Linked DNA regions of Homo sapiens: region 2 is linked to region 1. Evidence: chromatin loops called from intact Hi-C (ENCODE). Cell type or tissue: psoas muscle. All regions are shown on one strand. Links, peaks and the distances in the headings refer to the core of each region. The heading gives the core; the rest is flanking DNA.

Region 1 (8,000 bases), core at 1-8,000:
GCATGGCCAACAATAGGCACAGATTTTATCTAGAACCAACACATCCAGAGAGGAGAGAAAAGAAGGAAGAGGAGACAGGTTAAGGGAAGGAGAGAAGAGGAGACAGTGCAAGAGAAATGGAAAGGATCAGGGAGACTAAGGGAGGAGAAAAAGAGGAGGGAGGGAAGGTGGAGAAAATGGCGTGGCAGGGGCAAGAGGCAAGGAAGGGACGGGGTGGGCAAAAACAGCACTAATTTGGTGCGTACCAGGTGTCAGGCACTGTTTCAAATACCTTACCCACAGTATCCCTTTTAACCCTTCTGCTCTACGGCCCTGAGTCCCAGCTGGATGGACACCCGCCTGCAGGAGGTCCTAACCCCCAGCTTGGCAATGCCCTCCCCGCCTCCAGCCCCAGCTAACCCTTTGCCATTCACTCTGTCCACAGCCTTCTCACCCCTTTCTCTCTAAAAAGGTGTAGTATTTAATTAGGCTGGGGAGGTACTACTTCAGCCAAGGAATGGACGCCTGTTTTTAAATAAAAATAAAAATTTCAGAACCCTCTAAATTTATTATGCCAAGGGGGAAGTTAGGGCTTGGAGACTGGGTTATGTATAACTTGCATGCTTGCAATTCTGCTTCACTCTCTTCCCCACTGTTCTTGACTTCCTCATTGTAAATGACTAGGAGAGACCAGATCTTCCCGCTTCTAATTGCTGATCTTTGTTGTACATTAACTGCCTCCTTCATTGTCCTGTACCTAACTCGCACCAGATAGCGTCAGTCCAAGACCCAATGATGGTTACATCTGCTGTGTGGAATGTTAAATATACCTCCCCCACCACTCAGAAAGACCACCTTGACTAATCAGATCATTGTAACTATGCATTAAGCCTTACATAGAAACATGCTGAAATCCTATTAAATTTCCCTGAACTTTTTCTATATGAACACTGTCAAATTTCTTGGAATCTGTTCTTTCTGGGCAGGCTCACTTGTTTTTGTTTGTTTGTTTGTTTTTTGTTTTTTTTGAGACAGAGTCTCACTCTGTCGCCAGGCTGGAGTACAGTGGTGCGATCTTGACTCACTGCAACCTCCGTCTCCTGGGTTCAAGCGATTCTCCTGCCTCAGGCTCCCCAGTAGCTGGGACTACAGGCACGCGCCACCACACCCAACTAAATTTTGTATTTTTAGTAGAGACAGGGTTTCACCATGTTGGCTGGCATGGTCTTGATCTCTTTGTGATCCGCCTGCCTCGGCCTCCCAAAGTGCTGGGATTACAGTTGTGAGCCACTGTGTCCGGCCGGCAGGCTCACTTTTAACCTTCGCACTTAATTAAACTCTCTTTAAACTAGATTCTGACCTTTTTGATTATTTTAGGTTGACACTATCAAGTTGGGCCTAAAAACCTGATGAATTTCTTTGAGGCCAGAAAGGACCCTACAGTCCATCCTTCTTTTTACTATGGAGGAAGCGGAGGTCCAGGAAGAATACACCATCAGCTAGATTCTCCACATTCCATGCCCCCATCTCTTCCAGAGCTGACCCGGGCTGGTTCCATGGGCAAAAGCGTGGTCCTTTGTGGTTTAAATAACATGTACTTTTTCACTCATAAGAGCAATACATGAAAAAAATTATGAATAATCTCACCACCCAGGGAGAACCACTATTAACATTTTGCGTAATTCTTTGCAGTCAAAGGGCTTTTAAAGAACAACCAAATGCCAGAGTATTAGATGCAAATGTTAAAAATGAAGTATTTTAAAAATAGATTCAACTTGGCGAATGTTATTTGATCTCTACATAGGGAAGCTTTCTAAGCTTAAAATCAAAGAAAGAAACCACAAAGGAAAAAAGATCAATATGAACAACTTCACTTCAAAGAGGAAGGAGACTGAAAAGGCTTTCTATCAAAATTCAAACTGTAGGGGAAAATGCTTATGATAGAATGTTACATTTAACAAAAAGGATGTAAAATTGTACATACCATATGATTGCAAGTGTGCAATTAATAAATAATACCACCTCAGATCCACTTAGATGGCTACTATCAAAAACACAGAAAATAATAAGTGTTGGTAAGGATGCAGAGAAATCAGGACCCTTGTATACTGTTTGTAGATTTGTAAAATACTGCAGCCACTGTGGAAAACCAAATGGCAGTCCCTCAAAGAATTAAAAATAGAACTAACATATGATCAAGCAATTCTGTTTCTGGGTATATACCCCAAAGAATTGAAAGCAGGGTCTCAAAGAGGTATTTGTACACCCATGTTCATAGCAACACTATTCACAATTGCCAAAAGGTGGAAGCAACCCAAGTGTCCATCAACTGATGTATGGATAAGCAAAAGGTGGTCTACACATGCAATGGGATATTATCCAGCCTTAAAAAGGAAATTCTGACATACGTTACAACATGGATGAACCTTGAAGACATTATGCTAACTGAAATAAGCCAGACACAGAAGGATAAATAATGTATAATTCTACTTATATGAGGTACTTAGAGTAGTCAAATTCATAGAGACAGAAAGTAGAAGCGTGGTTTCCAGGGACTGGGGAAAGAGTGGATTGAGGAACTGTCGTTTAATGAATATAGAGTTTCAGATTTGCAAGATGAAAAGAATTCTGGAGATCTAATTCTTTTCAATATTTTCATTGTTTTCAATACGAACAATGTGAACATTCTTAACCCTACTAAACCGTATGCTTAAAAATGGTTAAGGTGGTAAATTTTATGTTATGTGTATTTTGTCACAATTAAAAAAACATACACACTTAAAAAGGATGGCAAGAAAACACACAAGAACAAGCATAAGACCCAGCCTATGGTCAGATCCTATTAAAAGTGCAGTTCGTGGACCAGCAGTGAATATATCCCTGAGAGCGTGTTAGAAATGCTGAACCTCAGGCCCTACCCCAGACCTGCTGAATCAGAATCTGCTCTGTAACACAATCCCCAAGAGATTCACATGCACATTGAAGTGTTGACATAGTAGATGCACAACAAACATTTGTTGCATGAATACATCCTTTCTTGTTGGTAAGTTTACAAGCAAATGTTATTGTGTTCTTCATACTTGCCTATCTTTTCCAAATTTTCCCAAACAGGCATGTGTTAGTTTATTTTTTTATTCTGATTTTAAATCATTCCCATTTAGATATTTTAACAGACCCCGAATCCAAAGCAGACAAGTTTCAGCAAGTCCCAAGGCCTGTTAGCCAACCAGAAAATAGAAGCTATGGAGGTTTAACTGAAATCCACAGATGCCCCCTAAGTCTCATTTTAGTTGATACTTACTTCAATATGTTTTCAGAGCAGCCAAGTAGGAGCAGTTTGGGATGGACCACACCTCTGTCAGCCTGTACAAAAATGGCTATCCATGACCTGGTCAGCCATGCTATCAACCCCACACACCATGGGAACAATGTTCATCTGAGTGAATGGAGGAATGGTCAGTGATTAATTCAGATCGGAATCAAAGACATAGGTAGCAGGAGAATCTACCTGCCCACTCAGGAGAACAACACACAGGGTCCTGGAGAATGTCTAAGTCACAGTCTCAAATTGCCTTTAAGGACCACCAGTCTTAAGCAAGGATGGCAGAGAACCAAACTGTCCATGGTGCTTCAAACAAGCATATTCTACATCCTAGCACAAACTTTTTAGATAAATACATTCTGCAAGCCCATCTATTGATAATGGAAAGAACCATGCAGTGCAAATTCTAACAGCCACCTGGCACTTGGTCTCTGTTGACATAACAACTGAAAGACTATACACCCCTGCCCGCATTCCTGGATAATGAGAATTACTGAAAACCATTTCCAAACATCCACCAGAGTCTCAACAATGCAAAATCTCAGCTTTCAAACCTGAGCTCTACACCAGACATGCTAGGTAATCCAGAACAAACAAATCTCTTTTCTGCTTATGTTTCTAGGCCCTCTACAGCTGGAATGTTACTGTCCACCTTCCTCATACTTGCTTATTACAAAGTGAAAAATGAAATAAGAAATCATGACTAAATTATTTCTCATGTATTGTTCTGGCTTCCACCAACATATATGCAGATGGTTCAGTATAAGGCTATTCACTGCAGAACTCTTAGAATATCCATCAAGAGGAAACTGATTAAACAAAAGCATACCTATACCCAGCAATATTATACAAGTATAAAAAAGAATGAAGATGTTCTTTATGTATAGATATGGAAAGGGCTTCAAGACACAGTTACATGAAAAAGCAAGGAGAAAATAAGTATGTAGAGCTCCACTGCATACGTAGCTACACATAGTATTTACATTTTAATTAGTTAACATTTAAATGTAGTCCGAATAGCCACATTTCAAGTGGGCAGGAAGGCAGAGAACTTCAACCACTCTACTGCATAGTATCTGTGTAACTTAGAACACATTACATAACTTCTGTAAGCTCAGACTTATTATAAAATAAGGATGATGACAATACAGTACCTCATACTGTGAGGATTAACTCAGATAACACATAAAGTGCTTAAGGGGTTAACCGGGATAGTCCTTACTACTGAATCTAACATTTGTGCAGCTGTGGGCCAAAGCTGAGCATGAGCTGGCTGTGTCAGTCAAGGCCTCACAGATGGGTTCTCCTTTGGTAGAAGTAACTAGTCCAAGTAGTAGTAAATTTAAATATGAGTAGTAGTAAAATTGGTAGTAGTAAATCAGTCCAAGCTAGATGCTGTCAGTCCCCACCCCAATCCCCACCCCAGCTTGCTATCGTAGGTCACAGCACCCTTTCCTGGCAAAGCTACTCTCTTCCCCAGAATCCTTCTCAACACAAAACTCTCTGCAGCCACCATTAATCAACTAGAGTCAGTGCCTGAGATGAAATTTATCTGCCATCATTGCTGGTCCTGGTTGTGAGGATCAGAATCATGTTACTCAAACTCACAAGAGTTCCTTTTAAGCAGGTTACCATAAGATTTGTTGTTTAAAACAAGATCCTTTTGAGAATGCTCTGAAATTAGACTGGGACAAGTATAAACCACAGTTGAAGACAAATGTGAATGCATGGTCACTTAATTATATGTGATAATGCAAATTTATCCATAATCATTTCTAACATTTATATAACATATTACAGTTGTCAAAGTGTTTGCACATGCAGAATTTCAACAGACGACCCACACAATGGAGAACCATGGAGTACAGTCTACAAAAGGCACTTCCTCTCACTGGGTGGATCCACTCAAGAAACCCAACTTAAAAAGTTCAACCTGGCCGGGCACGGTGGCTCACATCTGTAAACCCAGCACTTTGAGAGGCCGAGGCGGGCACATCACGAGGTCAGGAGATCGAGACCATCCTGGCTAACACGGTGAAACCCCGTCTCTACTAAAAATACAAAAAAATTAGCCTGGCGTGGTGGCACATGCCTGCAGTCCCAGCTACTCGGAGGCTGAGGCAGGAGAATTGCTTGAACCCGGGAGGTGGAGGTTGCAGTGAGCCAAGATCGTGCCACTGCACTCCAACCTGTGCAACAGAGCGAGACTCCGTCTCAAAAAAAAAAAAAAAAAAAAAAAAAAAAAAAAAAAAAAAAAAAAAAAAGTTCAACGTACACGAAAAGGGTTTAGATGCTTGAAGACATTTCCATCAAGCTGAGGTAGCTACATGAATTACTAATTTCAGCTTGGGGATATTTCTGTCCAGATGGCCAGTGTTAGGGCTATTAGGTTAGAGTTCTCCTCCTCCTCCAGGACTGGAGAAACACAAATTCTTTGGTTCTTTTTTTGCCTATAACCCATGCAAACCACTTCCTTTCTTCAGCACTGGAAAAACCGGGTAGAGAAAATCCAAATGATGAGGATATAGTTTTCTTAGGACATACATGTGACTCTGGCTGTAATGATAATGAGAGGTGAAGCCAGCTGGACTTCTTGGGTCCAGTGGGGACTTGGAGAACTTTTCTGCCTAGCTAAAGTATTGTAAACGCACCAATCAGCACTCTGTAAAAATGCACCAATCAGCACTCTGTGTCTAGCTAAAGGATTATAAATGCACCAATCAGTACTCTGGAAAAACACACCAGTCAGCACTCTGTGTCTAGCTAAAGGATTGTAAATGCACCAATCAGCACTCTGTGTCTAGCTAAAGGATTGTAAATGCACCAATCAGCACTCTATAAAATGCATCAATCAGCACTCTGTAAAATGGACCAATCAGCACTCTGTAAAACGGACCAATCAGCAGGTTGTGGGCAGGGCCAAATAAAGGAATAGAAGCTGGCCACCCCAGCCAGTGGTGGCAACCGGCTCAGGTCTCCTTCTACTCCGTGGATGCTTTGTTCTTTCGCTCTTCACAATAAATCTTGCTGCTGCTCACTCTTTGGGTCTGTACTACCTTTATGAGCTGTAACACTCACTACAGAGGTCTGCGGCTTCACTCCTGAAGTAAGCGAGACCACAAACCCACCTGGAGGAACAAACAACTCTGAACGCGCCACCTTTAAGAGCTGTAACACTCACTGGGAAGGTCTGTGGCTTCACTCCTGAAGTCAGCGAGACCACGAACCCACTGGAAGGAAGAAACTCCGAACACATCTGAACATCTGAAGGAACAAACTCTGAACACACCATCTTTAAGAACTGTAACACTCACCGTGAGGGTCCGCGGCTTCATTCTCGAAGTCAGCGAGACCAAGAACCCACCGGAAGGAACCAAGTCCGGAAACAATAAGAATGAGAAACTGTTTTACTATCTAGGACAGTGTTTCTCAAACTGAAGGTTATGCAGGCACAAAATAAATATAAGGAGAAGAGATCACAGTTAATCACCCATAGTAACATTTGTTACTGTGAAACATTTGTTTCTGGTTGGATATGAAGTATCCTCCATCATAATATAAAATTGTATGTCAGCTAGTTGCAAGTCAAAAAATTTAAAGCCACAGATTTAGGAAACTATGACTCTTCTGAACACATGGACTAGAAAAGCATCTGGCCCAATTCGTGCTACAGCTTGAAAAGTGCCTATTAAGTTCATGAAGGTTTGCCTTCTCTTACTCTTGTTAGAACCCAACCACCATATGGAGAAGCCTAAGCTAGCCTGCTGAAGGATGAAAGACATGTGGGCTGGTCACCCCTGTCACGCTGGCTGAAGCCTGCCCACTGCCAGACATGAAGGAGGTCATCTAGGACCAAGAGTCCCAGCCAGGCTGGGTGTGGTGGCCCATGCCTGTAATCCCAGTACTTTGGGAGGCCAAGGCAGGAGGATCACTTGAGCCCAGGTGTTCGAAATCAGCTTGGGCAACATAGTGAGACCCCACCTCTATGATGAAATCTGAAGATTAGCCAGGCATGGTGGTGTGTGCCTCTAGTCCCAGCTACTCGGGAGGTTAAGGTGGGAGGATTGCTTGAGCCTTGGAGGTTGAGGCTGCAATGCATTGTGATCATGCCACTGTACTCCAGCCTGGGTGACAGAGTGAGACTCCCAAAAAATAACAACAAAAAAAAGGTGGGTGAGAGTGTCCAACCAAGTCACCAGCCAACCACAGCCATATGAGTGAGCCTAGGCTAGATCAGCAGAAAATCTGCCAGGTTAGTCAGCCCACATTGTTAAACCCCAGAATCATGAGCTAATAAATGATTGCTGTCTGAAGCCACTAAGTTTGGGGGTAGACTGTTAGGCAGTGAGAGATGACTGATTCAGTTCTCCTCTTCCAATTGTGGAAGAGACTGAGCCTCAAAGCAGAATAACTACAAAGTGTCACCAGTATAACCTTATGGGAGCCCAGGACACTTCTGGCACAGTGAGCTTAGTTCCTGACATCACCCAGTTGGGGAGGAGGAAAGGGAAAGGAGAATGGTGACACAGATGGTGAGGATCCCAGAAACTACTGTCCACCTGCAACCACTGAGAGACTTGGGGATGCTACTTGGCCTGCCAGAGACAAGATTTAGGAGATATGTGACTTTTCTGTCCAAAGGGACATGACTTAGAGAAGAGTAGGCTCACCTAAGTGTTGCTCTGGGATTAACAGGTAA
Region 2 (15,767 bases), core at 1,283-9,282, 77 kb after region 1:
CTTTTCACCGTGTACACAAAGCTTTCACCTTTTATGCCCTCTCCCAGCCTCTTGCCCAACAGTCTTGGCTGTCTTTTTGTAAACTGATCTGTTAGCATATACTCTATTATTAGTTTAGTCTTATCATAATCACCGTAACAGCTGCTGTTAAAATTTACTTTCACAACAGACATTAGTGTAATCTAGCTCCTAGTGGCTCAAAAGTGTTTTCTTGCATTTGTGAGAAACCCAGTAGAAGCTACAAGCAAAGGGACTTGGAATGCTTCCTGGTAGAATGCCTGCACCAGATGGGAGCCATACCCTGAATTGCCTTTGGAAAAGCAATCTATGCTCCATCCAGACTGTTTCTCATTCACACTAGCTCATGGCCCCACCCACTATGCCATCTTAAAAGGCAAGGCCTCTTCTATTTTGAAAACTTCCAACAACAAAAAATGTGGGTTAAGCAAAATTAAATGCTGTAAGTTATCTCACACTGCAAATTAATTTTAATAGGAAGACACAATTGATTTTTTCTGGAATCTTTCAAAGTAGAGCATTCATTTTGAGTTAGGCCTAGTTTGCCCTCAAAAATCAAGTTCCCTTCTCTGCAAATTTTAAGTAGAGGCTGCATTGAATTACTATTTCAAATAAGGTTGAGAAATAAGATTCTTTCAGCAAATAATTTTTTTGAGCATTATACAAGTTTATTCCTATTTATACTTAGTATATGGCATCTGTTATTTAGGATTCAGAATCTTTTTTTTTTTTTTTTTTTTTTTGAGATGGAGTTTCGCTCTTGTTGCCCAGGCTGGAGTGCAATGATGCAATCTTGGCTCACTGCAACCTCTGCCTCCCGGGTTCAAGCCATTCTCCTGCCTCAGCCTCCTGAGTAGCTGGGATTATAGGCATGTGCTACCACGCCTGACTAATTTTGTATTTTCAGTAGAGACTGGGTTTCTCCTGTTGGTCAGGCTTGGTCGCTAACTCCCGAGCTCAAGTGATCTGCCCGCCTTGGCCTCCCAAAGTGCTGGGATTACAGGTGTGAGCCACAGCACCCGACCAGGATTCAGAATCTTTATTAGATACAACTGTTTGCCATTAAAATTTTTTTAAATTATGTTATATATTATTATTATTATTTATTATATATATATTATTTCCCAACTAATATTCTTTGTATTGATAGGGGAATTCTTTTTAAGGTTTAGCCAGAAGTGATCAGAATAATATGAATCTTATATTACGAAAGATAGATTTGGAACACAAAATTTAACCTGAATAGCCTAGAAATGTTAAAATTAATACAATATATTTTGTATATTGACTTTACAGGGTGATTATAACATTGCAGAAGACCACAGCTTGGCTTGGTTTCAATATAAATATGTGGAATTTTCTTTTGTTAAAAAGTAATTTCAACTTTTATTTTAGATTTAAGGGATACATGTTCAGGCTTGTTACATTGGTATATTGTATGATGCTGTCACCAAAGTACCCAATAGGTAGTGAGCACAGTACCCAATAGGTAGTGAGCACAGTACCCAATAGGTAGTGAGCATAGTACCCAATAGGTAGTTTTTCAGCCCTTGCCCCCTCCCTCCATTCCCCCTCTAATAGTCCCCAGTGTCTATTGTTGCCATCTTTATGTCCGTGAGTACCCAATGTTTAGCTCTCACTTATAAGAGAACATGCGGTATTTCGTTTTCTGTTCCTACATTAATTCACTTAGGATAATGGCCTCCAGCTGCATCCATGCTGCTGCAAAGAACATGATTTCATTCTTTTTATGGCTGTGTCTTTTAGCAAATTATTTTTGAGTTCCTACTATGTGTAGGGCTCCCTGCTACACGTAGTGCTGGCCTTAGGAGAAAGGAGTGATAGTGTTGTGAGAAGTCAGGGATCCCAAACGGAGGGACCGGCTGGAGCCATGGCAGAGGAACATAAATTATGAAGATTTCATGGACATTTACCAGTTCCCAAATAATACTTTCATAATTTCTTACGCCTGTCTTACTTTAATCTCTTAATCCTGTTATCTTCGTAAGCTGAGGATGTACGTCATCTCAGGACCACTGTGATAATTGTGTTAACTGTACAAATTGATTATAAAACATGTGTGTTTGAACAATACGAAATCAGTGCACCTTGAAAAAGAACAGAAAATCAGCGATTTTCAGGGAACAAGGGAAGACAACCATAAGGTCTGACTGCCTGCAGGGTCGGGCAAAATACAGCCATATTTTTCTTCTTGCAGAGAGCCTATAAACGGACGTGCAAGTAGGGAAGATATCGCTAAATTCTTTTCCTAGCAAGGAATATTAATAATTAATACCCTGGGGAAGGAATGCATTCCTTGGGGGAGGTCTATAAACAGCTGCTCTGGGAGTGTCTGTCTTATGCAGTTGAGATAAGGGCTGAAATGTGCCCTGGTCTCCTGCAGTACCCTCAGACTTACTACGGTGGGGAAAAAACCCGCCCCAGTAAATTTGAGGTCAGACCAGTTCTCTGCTCTCGAACCCTGTTTTCTGTTGTTTAAGATGTTTATCAAGACAATACTTGCACTGCTGAACATAGACCCTTATCAGTAATTCTGCTTTTGCCCTTTGCCTTGTGATCTTTGCTTTTGCCCTTTGCCTTGTGATCTTTGGACCCTTATCAGGAGTTTCTGATTTTGTCCTTGTCCTGTTTCCTCAGAAGCATGTGATCTTTGTTCTCCTTTTTGCCCTTTGAAGCATGTGATCTTGTGACCTACTCCCTGTTCTTGCACCCCCTCCCCTTTTGAAATCCTTAATAAAATTTGCTGGCTTTAAGGCTCAGGTGGGCATCACGGTCCTACCGATATGTGATGTCACCCCCGGTGACCCAGCTGTAAAATTCCTCTCTTTGTACACTTTCTCTTTATTTCTCGGCCGGCCAACACTTATGGAAAATAGAAAGAACCTACATTGAAATATTGGGGGCAGGTTCCCCCAATATGATAGAGCATACAACTAAATCTTACACAAGTCAGACTAAGGGATCCATTCTGACCATGGAACTGAAGGTGGGTTTCAAAAAGGGGATGATGCTTTTGCTGAGCCTTTAAGGATGAATAGACTTTGACCTAGCGAAATAGAGAAGGGCATTGTTTCACTACCACTGCTGCATAATAAACAGCAAATTTAGTGGCAAAAAAACAAACCATGTTATTATGCACACAGATTCTGTGGGTCAGGAATTCAGAAAGGGTGCAACAGGGAAAGCTTGTCTTTGATCTGCCATGTCTGGGTCCTTAACTAGAAAGACTTAAAGGTGGGGGTGACCCCACAGATGGGAGGTGAAATTGTCTGAGAGCATCTTCATTCACATGTCTGGTGGCTAATACTGGCTATTATTGTATGAGGCCTTAGTGGAGCTGTGGGTAGAAAAACCTACCTATGGTCTCTCCACGGGCCTTCCTCATAGCAGGTAACCTTTGGGTGGCCAGATTTCTAATTTGGCAGCTCAGGGATCCCAGAGTGAGTGTCCCAAGAGAACCAGGTGGAAGCTGCATGGTATTTTCTACACTAGTTTCAGAAACTCAGCCAGGTGCAGTGGCTCACACCAGTAATCTTAGCACTTTGGGAGGTTGAGGCAGGCAGATCACCTGAGGTCAGGAGTTCGAGACCAGCCTGGCCAACATGGTGAAACACCCGTCTCTACTAAAAATACAAAAAATTAGCTGGGTGTGGTGGCACATGCCTGAAATCCCAGCTACCTGGGAGATTGAGGCAGGAGAATTGCTGGAACCTGGGAGGTGGAGGCTGCAGTGAGCCAAGATCATGCCACTGCACTCCAGCCTGAGTGACAGCAAGACTCTGTCAAAAAAAGAAAAAAGAAAGAAAGAAAGAAAAAGAAAGAAAGAGAAAGAAAGAAAGAAACTCAGTGGTATCACTTCCACAAGAGAGGCATCAATGTTGGCCAGCTCAGATTCAATAAGAAGTGATACGGACTATGGACTTCAGCCTCTTGATAGGAGGCGTGTGACCATTTTAAAGCCTGTCCTAAGTGTGCTGCAGCAGAAGGAAAGCAGAGACCTCACGGGGTGTTTCCAGCTGGCCTGTAGTCTGATGCTGCTGGCATTGTAGGTGTGAAGTAGAGTGGCAAAAGTGGGGTTGGAAATGTAGACTGGAACCACCATGTGAAAAAGTCTTTACTGCTTTGCGGCAAGTACCATATCTGAAGCCACAAATCACAGAAGAAATGACACTTTGTTTTTCTATGAGTTAATCTACTTTTCCTTTTGAGACATTCCATCAGGGCGTGGGAACTTAATCTCACTCAGTTCTGGGTAATCTCTGCCACCCTGGGTTGCCTGAGTTCAGTCCTCCCTCATTTTTTCTCTTGACACTGTCTCTAGAGTGGCATGGGGTGTATGTGGCACGGAGGAAGCTGGCTCCGGGCTAATTTCTGTCCAAGCGGGCACCTGCCCAGATATACCTGAACCTGTTTGGTTCTAGGCCATTGATTCAAGCAAGTTGCATCTGTGTTATTCCTGACTGCAGAGCTTCTTGAGGTCTAGTTCTATTTTAGCTAAAACTGTCCCCTTCATAGGGACACAGAGATAATCTCCTGTACCTCTCTGGAGCTGCAAGGAACAATGTAAGGTCATCTCAGTTCTTCTCTGTTCCCTACTGCACTTAAAAACAATTTTTAACTTTTATTAGAGATGGAGTCTCACTCTGTCACCAGGGCTGGAGTGCAGTGGCACCATTATAGCTCACTGCAGCCTTGAACTCCTGGGCTCAAGCAATCTTCCCACCTCAGCCTCCTGTTTAGCTAGGACTACAGGTGCATGCCACCACAGCCAGCTAATGTTTAAATTTTTTGGTAGAGACAGGGTCTCTCTATGCTTCCCAGGCTGGTCTCAAACTCCTGGCCTCAACTGATCCTCCCACCTAGGCCTCCCAAAGTGCTTTGCTTACAGGTGTGAGCCACTGTGTCTGGCCTATCTACTGGACTTTACTCCTATGCCAGGCCAGCTGCAAAGAACCCACCTCCTGGGTTCAAGTCATGCTCCTGTCTCAGCCTCCTGAGTGGCTGTGACTACAGGTGCATGCCACCACATCTGGCTAATTTCTATATATATATTTTTTGAGATGGGGTCTTGCTCTGTCGCCTAGGCTGGAGTGCAGTGGTGCAATGTTAGCTCACTGCAACCTCTGCCTCCCAGGTTCAAGCCATTCTCCTGTCTCAGCCTTCCAAGTAGCAGGGACTACAGGCACATGCCACCACACCCAGCCATTTTTTGTATTTTTAGTAGAGACAGGGGTTCACCATGTTGGCCAGGCTGGTCTCGAACTCTTGACCTCAGGTGATCCGCCCTCCTGGGCCTCCCAAAGTACTGGGATTACAGGCATGAGCCACCGTGCCTGGCCTCTGTTTTCAATTCTCTGAGTATACTGCCTTAAACTAGGAGTGGAGTTGTTGAGTCATATTATAATTTGGTTTTACTTATTGACGAACTGCCAAACTTTGTCTCAGGCCCTTAAAACACAAAGCTGGCCCATGTCCTTCCTTGGTCAAGATTCATTGTTCTTTTACCGTACTGTTGAATTTGATCTGCCAGGGTTTTATTTAGGATTTTCACACCTATCCGTGAGTGAGACTGTCTTTGTCAGGCTTTGGTAAAAGGATTATGATTAGTCAGCTTCATAAGTTTCCATCTTCTACATATATTGTATATTATAATATTATAGATTATGGAAATGATCTATTTCTCCAGTTATAGAATACATAACACAAACATGAGTATTTTGAATTATAAACTTTCAATATCACTTTTAATGATTTTGTTTGCTTCTCCTTAAAATAATCTAAGTAATTTATATTTTCTTTTTTTTTGAGACAGAGTCTCACTCTGTCACCCAGGCTGGAGTGCAATGACGTGATCTCAGCTCACTGCAATCTCTGCCTCCCAGGTTCAAGCGATTCTCCTGCCTTAGCCTCCCGGGAAGCTGGGATTACAGGTGCCCACCAACACACCCAGCTAATTTTTTGTATCTTTAGTAGAGACAGGGTTTCACCATGCTGGCCAGGCTGGTCTCGAACTCCTGACCTCCTTGTTATCTGCCCGCCTCGGCCTCCCAAAGTGCTGGGATTATAGGCATGAGCCACCATACCCAGCCCTCTTTTTTTTTTTAATTAACTAATTAATTAATTTATTTATTTATTTTTGCAACAGAGTCTTGCTCTGTTGCCCAGGCTGGAGTGCAGTGGCATGGTCCCGGCTCACTGCAACCTCCACCTCCCAGGTTCAAGCGATTCTTGTGCCTCAGCCTCCTAAGTAGCTGAGATTACAGGCACGTCCCACCATGCCCAGCTAATTTTTCTGTATTTTTGGTAGAGACAGGGTTTCACCATATTGGCCAGGCTGGTCTTGAACTCCTGACCTCTTGATCCACCTGCCTCAACCTCCCAAAAGTGCTAGGATTACAGGCATGAGCCACCATGCCCTGACCCTCTTTATAAACTTTTTAATAGCTCCTAAGTTTTTATTATTCCTTTTATTGTTGTCTAGTTTTTCAATTAATTTTTTTTATTTTGTCTCTGTACTTGACTTGTAACAGTCTTTTAGTCCACCTTAACTTCTAGATAAGGTATTTTGTCCGTTTATTTTACTTTTCTTGCCTAGGATTTGCTTTTCGGAACTGCTTTATTAGGTTATAATTTTCCTACTTAAAATTCATCCATGCTGAGTGTACAATTAAATGATTTTTAGTAAACATACTGAGTTGTGCAAACATCACCACAATCCAGTTTTAGCACATTTCTGGCACTCTGAAAGATCCCTTATGCCCATGTACAGTTGATCTTCATTCCTATCTTCAGCCTCAGACAAGCACTGGTTTGATTTCGGTATCTATAAATTTGCTTTTTCTGGCTGGGTGTGATGACTGACGCCTGTAATCCCAGCACTTTGGGAGACCGAGGTGGATGGATCACTTGAGGCCAGGAGTTTGAGACCAGCCTGACCAACAAGGTGAAACCCTGTTTCTATAAAAAATACAAAAATTAGTTGGGTGTGGTGGCACACGCCTGTAATCCCAGCTACTCCGGAGGCTGAAGCAACAAGAATCACTTGAACCCGGGAGCCGGAGATTGTGCTGAGCCAATATTGCACCATTGCAGCCTGGCTGACAGAGTGAGACGCTGGCTCAAAAGAAAAAAAAGGAAAAATACTTGGTTTTTCTGGATATTTCATTATAAATGGAATCCTGTTATATCATGTGGTCTTTTGCATCTGGCTTTTTCTCCTGGCCGTAATGTTTTTGGGGCTCGCCTGTGTTGTAGCATGTATTGTATGCAGCAGGTAATACATTCTGACTTTTTAGATTGTGCTTATCCACATCTTTCTAAGGGCTCTTTCCCTGGACTCATGTAGCTTCCTCCTAAGACTGTGGAAAGCCATACTTTGCAAAGGCTCGAGGGAACACTGCAGATCTCTGGAACTCTCTCTTGGTACAACTTCCTTATCTCTGGTACATTGCTCCATAAATTGTGGATATTTTCTAAAATCTTTCTCTGTTCTGATATAAAAACATTTCACAGCAGTGTTTTCTCTCTAAGATCTCAGGACAATGCTCCCTTTCCCTTAAGTTGCAGAGTCTTTCCTAGGATATATGAAGTCTGTTTTCACTCCTCCATGAAGCAGTGAGCTCTTTCAAGGCCTGGGATTGTCACTGGGCAGATATGTGGGCTGTTCTTCTCTCCCTCCGCTGCAGAGGAAGTGTCAGATTTCCCCCCTCAGGCTGAGAGACAACTGGGTGGAGGTTGATCTGCACTCTCCCCAGAGCAATTTCTGGTGCCTAGTGGATTCTCTTTTATCATTTTTTTTCTTTTTCTTTTTTCTTATATCTCCTCAAGAAAACATAGCACCATCAAATGCCATGGCATCCTATAGAGAACTTCCATCTTTGGTCGCAGTGTTAAGAGCTCTTGGTTTCACAGCCTCACAAGACCTCTTTGAAATGACCTATCTTTTCTCGTTAAAAAAATTGAAAAAAAAAATTTTTTTAGAAATGGGGGTCTTGCTATGTTGCCCAGTCTGGTCTTGTACTCCTGGCCTCAAACAGTCCTCCCACCCTGGCCTCCCAAAGTGCTGGGATTACAGGCATGAGCCACCACACCTGGCCCTTAGTGGGCTTTCTGAAAGAAGCAAAACTTTTTTCCTGTTTTCATTCTAGGATTTTCTGACTGCAATACCAGTTCAAGAACATGCCTAAACAAATGAAAGCTTCTGCAGAGGGCAGTGCAGTCACAGAAGGCTGACTGCCTCCTGCTTGTGTAACCAGCTCTCCCAGTGAGCCCGCAGTTCCTGTTCTCTCTGTCACACGGGGTACGTAGGGGAGCTTTTCTTCCAGCATGTACTGTTCTAGGGGTACTGCCTGACAGGATACTCATCTCCCAAGATGCCCCTGGGCTAGGCAGTGGATACATCAAGTCCTAGTAATTGTCACTGAATGGTTACAGAAAGAGGCAGGTGGGGGTTGGGGGTAGTAAGGTAAAACTTTGGTTTAGATCAGTTTAGATCAAGCCAGCCTGTCTATACTAGTAGGACTTCTGCCTAGTTGCTTGGTTAGAATGAGGATAAGTAAGCTCCTTGTGGCTGTCCATGGTTCAAGAGCCGAGTGAGTATCATCAGGAATGTGGGTTTTTTTCTTTTTCTTTTTTTTTTTTGAGACACGAGTCTCACTCTGTTGCCCAGGCTGGAGTGCAGTGGTGCCATCGTGGCTCACTGCAGCCTCAAACTCCTGGGCTCAAGCAATCCTCCTGCCTCAGACTCCCAAAGTGGTGGGACTACAGGCATGAGCTACCATCCCTGGCCTATGAATGTGTCTACTGTTAGTGTCCCAACACATTGCATTTAGTGGAAACGTCTCTCAGATTTTGGCAAGTGGTCTTCCTTATCTATCACTCCTTTCAGGGACCAGCATCTTACTAAGTTGGGAAGGCACTGGTGGTTTACCCCATGGTAACCTTGAGGCAATCTAAGGATTTTTTATTTGGTTCTGGAGGAATTGGAAAACCTGTGAGCTTTCCAGGCAGAAGTGGTGAGTTAGGTGGATTATAGGTCAGAATTGTGCCACCTGGGCAGTGGCAATTGGAATGCAGAGGAATCAATAGTTCCTTGTTTTTTCTCTTAAATTTTTTTTGGCTGGGTGCAATGGCTCATGTCTGTAATCCCAGCACTTTTGGAAACCAACGCAGGAGGATGGCTTAAGGCCAGAGGTTTGAGACCAGCCCAGGCAACATAGCGAGATCCATCTCTACTAAAAATTAAAAAGATTAGCCGGGCGTGGTGTCACATGCCTGCCATCCCAGCTACTCAGGAGGCGAAGGCAAGAGGATTGCTTGAGCCCAGGAGATGGAGGCTGCAGCGATCTAGGAATGTGCCACTGCACCCCAGCCTAGGTGACAAAGCAAGAACCTGTCTAAAAAAATTTTTTTAAATTGTGATAAAATATACATAATGAAGTATGCAGAGTAGTTGGATTCATGAAGACAGAAAGTATGACAGTGGTCACCAAAGACTGGGGGGAGGGTGGAATGGGGAGTTACTGTTTGATGGATACAGAGTTTCAATTTGGGAAGATGAAAACAGTTCTGGAGATAGATGGTAGTGATGGTTGCACCATGTGAATGTGACTTAATGCCACCCAATTGTACACTTAAAAATGGTTACAATGATACATTTTATATCATAATATTTTAACTTCTATTATCTGTCTCTATAAATTTGCGTCTAATTTTTTGCTTTTTAAATCTGTGAAGATAGCATAGGTTCTTTTCCTACCAGAAAGTTGGAGGATAGAGGGAAGAGATATTCCTTTAAGATCTCTTCCAAACCTATTATTTTTCTCTATTTTTATTTAAAGAATTAGTGTCTGATCCTATTTTATGAATTAACATGTCTGATTTTTTTTTTTTTTTTTTTTTTGAGACAGAGTTTCACTCTTGTTGACCAGGCTGGAGTGCAGTGGCATGGTATCAGCTCCCTGCATCCTCTGCCTCCCAAGTTCAAGCCATTCTCCTGCCTCAGCTTCCTGAGTAGCTAGGATTACAGGCGTGCACCACCATGTCCAGCTAATTTTTGTATTTTTAGTAGAGACATGATTTTGTCATGTTGGCCAAGCTGGTCTCGAACTCTTGAGCTCCAGTGATCTGCCTGCCTTTGCCTCCAAAAGTGCTGGGATTACAGGCATGAGCCACTGTGCCCAGCCTGATTCTTCAGAGTTGTAAGTTTTTGTTTTATTATATTTTTTCTATAAAGTACATTTTCTTTCTTTCTTTTCTTTTTAAAATAATTTTCTTCAGGCAGGCTCCCAAACCAGAGTAGGCTCAGACTCCTCTATGAAGTACATTTATGGTATATCCTACGGCCCCACTCTCCTATCTCCTCATTCTCTCTGGTGTGGCTAGCTGTATGTGTGATGTGAATGTCTGAGTGTAGACACTGCTGCTTCCATGAAACAACTTCAGTTAACAGTTATGGGAAAACCCCATGTTCATGTATTAAAGTCCTGTTACTAGAATTATCACTCTGTGAATTTATATACATGATAACTTCTTTTTCTCAGCTCTGGAATAATAGCTGTATACTTGATATTTATTTTGATATATTTTGCACATTTATGTAGTTGTAAATTGATTTACCATGTATTGATTAAGCCTGATTTTCATAGACACTGTCTGATATAGTGTGGATAAGTCTAAATTCAGCAATACTGACTTTGCAAAGTGACCATGAAATTGTTACATATTGGCTGATACAATATCTTGACTGACATTGACTCACTGATTATAGCATATTAGGTGATGAATTGGAGACAAATTAGTATCTCCCTTGCAGGTACAGGGCAGTAAAATTATTTATTTTCTTGGAAAGCACTGTGATGAGCATCACTTTCTTCAGCTGGAAATCTTAGTGTTGATTCTTCTTCTGTTCTGGAGCCTGTGATTGATTGGACTCTAATTATTGACAACTTTTCTAGGAAGTCTCAGAGCTTTTAGAGGGGAGAGTATTTACATTTGGTAGAAAATCTTTTTTTTTTTTTTTTCCGCTACAGGGTCTCGCTCTGTCACCGAGGCTGGAGTGCAGTGGTGCCATCTCTGCTCACTGCAGCCTCAGCCTCCCAGACTCAAGTGATCCTCCCATCTCAGACTCCCTCTCAGCTGGGACTACAGGCTGGGGCCACCATACCTGGCTAATCTTTTTATTTTTTGTAGAGATGGAGTCTTGCTAATATGGTTTGGCTCTGTGTCCCCACCCAAATCTCACCTCTAATTGTAATCCCCGTAATCCCTACACGTCAAAGGTGGGATCAGGTGGAGGTAATTGGCTCATGGGGGCAGTTTCCCCTATGCCGTTCTCCTGATAGTGAGTGAGGCTCATGAGATCTGATGGTTTTATAAGCATCTGGCATTTCCCCTGCTTGCACTCACTCCATCCTTCTGCCCTGTGAAGAATTGCCTACTTCTTTGCCAGCCGCCATGATTGTAAGTTTCCTAAGGTGTCCCTAGCAATGTAGAACTGTGAGTCAATTAAACCTCTTCCTTTATAAATTACCCAGTCTTGGATATTTCTTCATAACAGTGTGAGAATGGACTAATATCCTTGCTATGTTGCCCAGGCTGATCTCAAACTCCTGGGCTCAAGCAATCCTCCTGCCTCAGCCTCCCAAAATGCTGGGATCACAGGCATGAGCCACTGCACCTGGCCTGATAGAAATTCTTAATTTCTCACCTTTCCTCTTTCTTTACACTAAAGAATAAGAAAAGCCAATAACAATGGCTGCTATTGGCTTACTGTCTTAAAGGCAGATAAGTCTTCTCACTTTGGGGCCAAATGTCTCATAAAACCTATCATAGAGTGTATGAATACCGTTAATGAAACTCTGTCTCTTTTTTACACAGTCTAGGGAAGTTGATATCACTTGTGGCTGACAATAAATTTGTATCTGGATATTCTTATAAATTTTCTAATACAGCATTTATTGGCTGCAATACAGAGTTATATCACCCTTTTACTAGAAAGGAGATATTTCTCTGCATTCCATGTACTCCTTCAACAAGTATTTTTTGAGTGCCTTCTAGGTGCCAGCTACTTTATAATTAAATTCCTAATCTTAGGACTGGCATCCGTGGTTTGTCAGATTTTAAATTCCACAGGATCATGTAAGTTCAAGTTAATTAATTCTAGGTACTAAAAAATAAGACTTCCTGTTAAGACAACAATTAATTTTACAAGATTAATATAGATATTTGAAAGGCTTCTTGGAATTGAAACAGCTCTTAAGACCTTCAAATTTTGACAAGTTGAACCAAAATGATTCAACAACAGCAAAAAACCACTGAGCTTTAATATACATTTCAAATTGTTTTATGATATCAGAAATAATAGGAGAACTGTTCAGTAACACACAACTTGTAAAATCTAAAAACATTTTAAAGGAAATTCATCACATTATAATTTGACAAGCCCCTAAATATGACTACTGAAAACAGGCATTAATAACTGGAATGACTGTTTTACATTTTATTGCTGATAGCGAATGGGTCTTGAGTAAAGATGTGAATTTTCTTTCAATGGTCCTCCAACAACAACAAATCTTATTTTATAAAATTCCATATTAATGGAGAGTTCATTTGAGAGTAAGCCAACTGTAATTTTTCCTAAGGTTTTCAAACAAGAATCCAAAACATACATCCATTGAATTGAAGTCTAACACAATTCGTTATCCTAGAAACATTAAAGAGCTGGAGATTAACAGTGTTATCACCTCAACTTAAGTCAACTGTTCAATAGAATTAAAAATTGGAGATGTAGTAATTCTCATATTCTTGTTTCTTTTCATATTCACAAAAAAATATCCAGTGTCCTATTTAAGTGGCATTTCAACTTAAGCTAAAACTTAATTCTTCTTCTTTTCCTGCTTTGCTTTCTTTTGGTGGAGGAGGGGTCATGCAAGAAGGAACTTAGTCCTAAAAACAAAATATATAGATTGCCATAGATTTTATTTCATTTTATTGTTTTTTGTCATTTTTCTTTTTACTTATTTAATTTTTAATTAATTAGTTAATTAATTATTTTTAGACAGAGTCTCACTCTGTCGCCCAGGCTGGAGTGGCATGATCTCGGCTCACTGCAACCTCTGCCTCCCGGGTTCAAGAGATTCTCCCACCTTAGCCTCCTGAGTAGCTGGGATTACAGGTGCCCCCCATCATGCCTAATTTTTGTATTTTTAGTAGAGATGGGGTTTTGCCATGTTGGCCAGGCTGGTCTTGAACTCCTGACCTCAAGTGATCCACCTGCCTTGGTCTCCCAAAGTGTTGGGATTACAGGCATGAGCTTTCATGCCTGGCCTATTTATTTTTAAAATAGAGATGGGGTCTTATTATATTGCCCAGGTTGGTCTCAAACTCCTGGGCTTCAGCAATCCTCCTGCCTCAGCCTCCCAAAGTACTGGAATTATAGGCATGAACTACCATGCCTGGTCAGCCTTAAGATTTCAAAGGAGCAATTCTTAAAATGACTCATCTTTCCTAAATATCTGGGTTTAATTCCGAAATATTCTAAGATTTCAAACTCATTTTTCTATTGCATTTATATTTCCTATTTCTCATTGCTTTTAAGAGGAAATGCATTTCCTATGTTAGCTTTATCCTTGAGTCTATTTCTGAATATTTGTTGAAAAAAGTACTAACATCAGAATTTTATGGATTCTTTTAGTATATTAAAAGCCTTTTGGCTGGGCACGGTGGCTTACGCCTGTAATCCCAGCACTTTGGGAGGCCGAGGTGGGTGGATCACATGAGGTCAGGAGTTCGAGACCAGCCTGGCCAACTTAGTGAACTCCCATCTCTACTAAAAATACAAAAATTAGCCGGGCGTATGCCTGTAGTCCCAGCTACTTGGGAGGCTGAGGCAGGAGAATCACTTGAAACTGGGGGGCAGAGGTTGCAGTGAGCCAAGATCACGCCACTGCACTCCAGCTGGGGTGACAGAGTGAGACTCTGTCTCGAAAAAAAAAAAAAAAATTATTTAAGAAGCCTTTCAGGTTAAATAACTGAAGAGAATCTAAAAATATTGTTGCAAGAAGTAGGCTGCTGATTCAAATCACATCTTTAAAAAAAAATCCAACATATGAAAATAAAAAAGTTTTAAATACCAGTGACCTTGATTTCATCTATGGGCTTAAGATACATTTTAGATTCAAATATGATAAACACAGTTACTCTCCCTGAAATTGTAAAATAGTGAAGTCTTTTTCATTCTTGTTTGTCACTTAAGTTCTCCTCAATTGTTTTCTTTTTTCTTTTTCTTTTCTTTTTTTTTTGAGATGGAGTCTCTCTTGGTCGCCCAGGCTAGAGTGCAGTGTCACGACTCAGCTCACTCCAACCTCTGCCTCCCAGGTTCAAGCAATTCTGCCTCAGCCTCTCCAGTAACTGGGATTACAGGCACCTGCCACAACGCCAGGCTAATCTTTTTGTATTTTTAGTAGAGACGAGGTTTTACCATGTTAGGCAGGCTGGTCTCGAACTCCTGACCTCAGGTGATCCACCCGCCTCGGCCTCCCAAAGTGCTGGGATTACAGGTGTGAGCCACCGCGCCCGGCCTCCTCAATTATTTTCAATCTTTCTATTTCCCTTGTCAAAATATTTCATGTAATCTTATCATTCCCTTGAGATAAGGAATTGCTGTTGGAGAAAATGTGTTTCCAAACAGAGAATATTTTATGTAACTTAAGGGTTTTGCTTAGTAATTTTTTATTTATTTATTTATTTTTACAGTCCAGAGGTCTTTTATTTTTTTTAACACCTATTATGCCATGAATTCATAGGGAATAGGTTCCAGCAGCTCAGGCTACTTCCCATTGGTTCTCACAAAGTGTGCTTCTCTGGGTGGAGCAGGCGGGCGCTTCAGTTGAACCCAGGTACGTTTGTCTTTGGCTTCTTTCTTTTTCTGATCATTTTCCTTCACGCATTTTAGGAAGCGATCTCAGCCCTTAGAGTGCTTAATACGCTTAATACGCACATTAATTCTCTTGGCAAGAATCTTGCCCTTAACTTGTTTCTTTACCACAATGCCAGCAGCATGCTGGGTCACATTGTAGACTCTTCCAGTTTAGCCATGGTGCCTCTTGTGGGGCATTCCTTTTTGAACGGCGCCCATTCCCTTGATTTCCACAGTATCACCTTTCTTATAGATTCGCATACACGTGGCCAAAGGAACAACTCCATGTTTTCTAAAAGGCCTGGAGAACATGTATCACGTGTCTCTCCTCTTTCCCTTGGCGTTCGTCATTTTGGCAAATTACTGGAAGATGGCGGTTCTGGCCGAAAGGAAGCAGTAAAATTTTTATCACTTGCTTTCTTAAGAAAATTTAGATATCATAAATTTAGCCTCTAACCTTCTTTGACATATTCTCTATTCTCATTTTATGACTCAGTCTCTTCTGTTTTATTTAATGGCTTAATAGAGTCATGTTTGAAACTGGGTGGAAAGCAATTTCAGGAAATGGTTTACAAGCTACTTTTAATGGGTACTGTTAGAGTGTTTATTGCTTTCAGATATAAAATTATTATTAAAAATTATTTGTTGGTTGCTGGTGGTTGTGCTTGGAGCTATGAGAGACATAAAGAAGCTGCAATCACTGTCCTGTGCCCCATTATGTGGCAAATAAAAACTATGTGTCTTTACGTGGTTTCTCTGGCTCTACCTGAGATATTTTCCCCTCTAGGGAATGGACATTGGTTACAGTGAG

The links. Hi-C counts contacts between places; a loop is a spot of excess contacts. Peaks named below come from ENCODE experiments on the same cell type or tissue, not always from the same donor. Only the 100,000 strongest peaks of a DNase experiment are listed, where the experiment ranks them.
Region 2: it touches region 1 in a loop (2.7-fold over the local background); 18 of 110 quality-filtered maps call a loop at or near these places.

Annotation. Positions count from the first base shown.
Region 1 is chr3:32,113,324-32,121,323 of GRCh38, reverse strand. All of the region lies in intron 1 of GPD1L (glycerol-3-phosphate dehydrogenase 1 like), which reads right to left. Among named protein-coding and RNA genes, the nearest start is that of GPD1L, 11 kb to the right of the region's middle. In psoas muscle, for the core only: no CTCF peak of the experiment used is centred there; no DNase peak of the experiment used is centred there; H3K27ac peaks cover 930 bases.
Region 2 is chr3:32,029,736-32,045,502 of GRCh38, reverse strand. It overlaps LOC124900559 (small nucleolar RNA SNORA25), which reads right to left and starts at 7,977; the gene lies at 7,850-7,977. It also overlaps a transcript of OSBPL10 not described here and the pseudogene RPL21P40. In psoas muscle, for the core only: no CTCF peak of the experiment used is centred there; a DNase peak (open chromatin) is centred at 5,342; H3K27ac peaks cover 3,981 bases.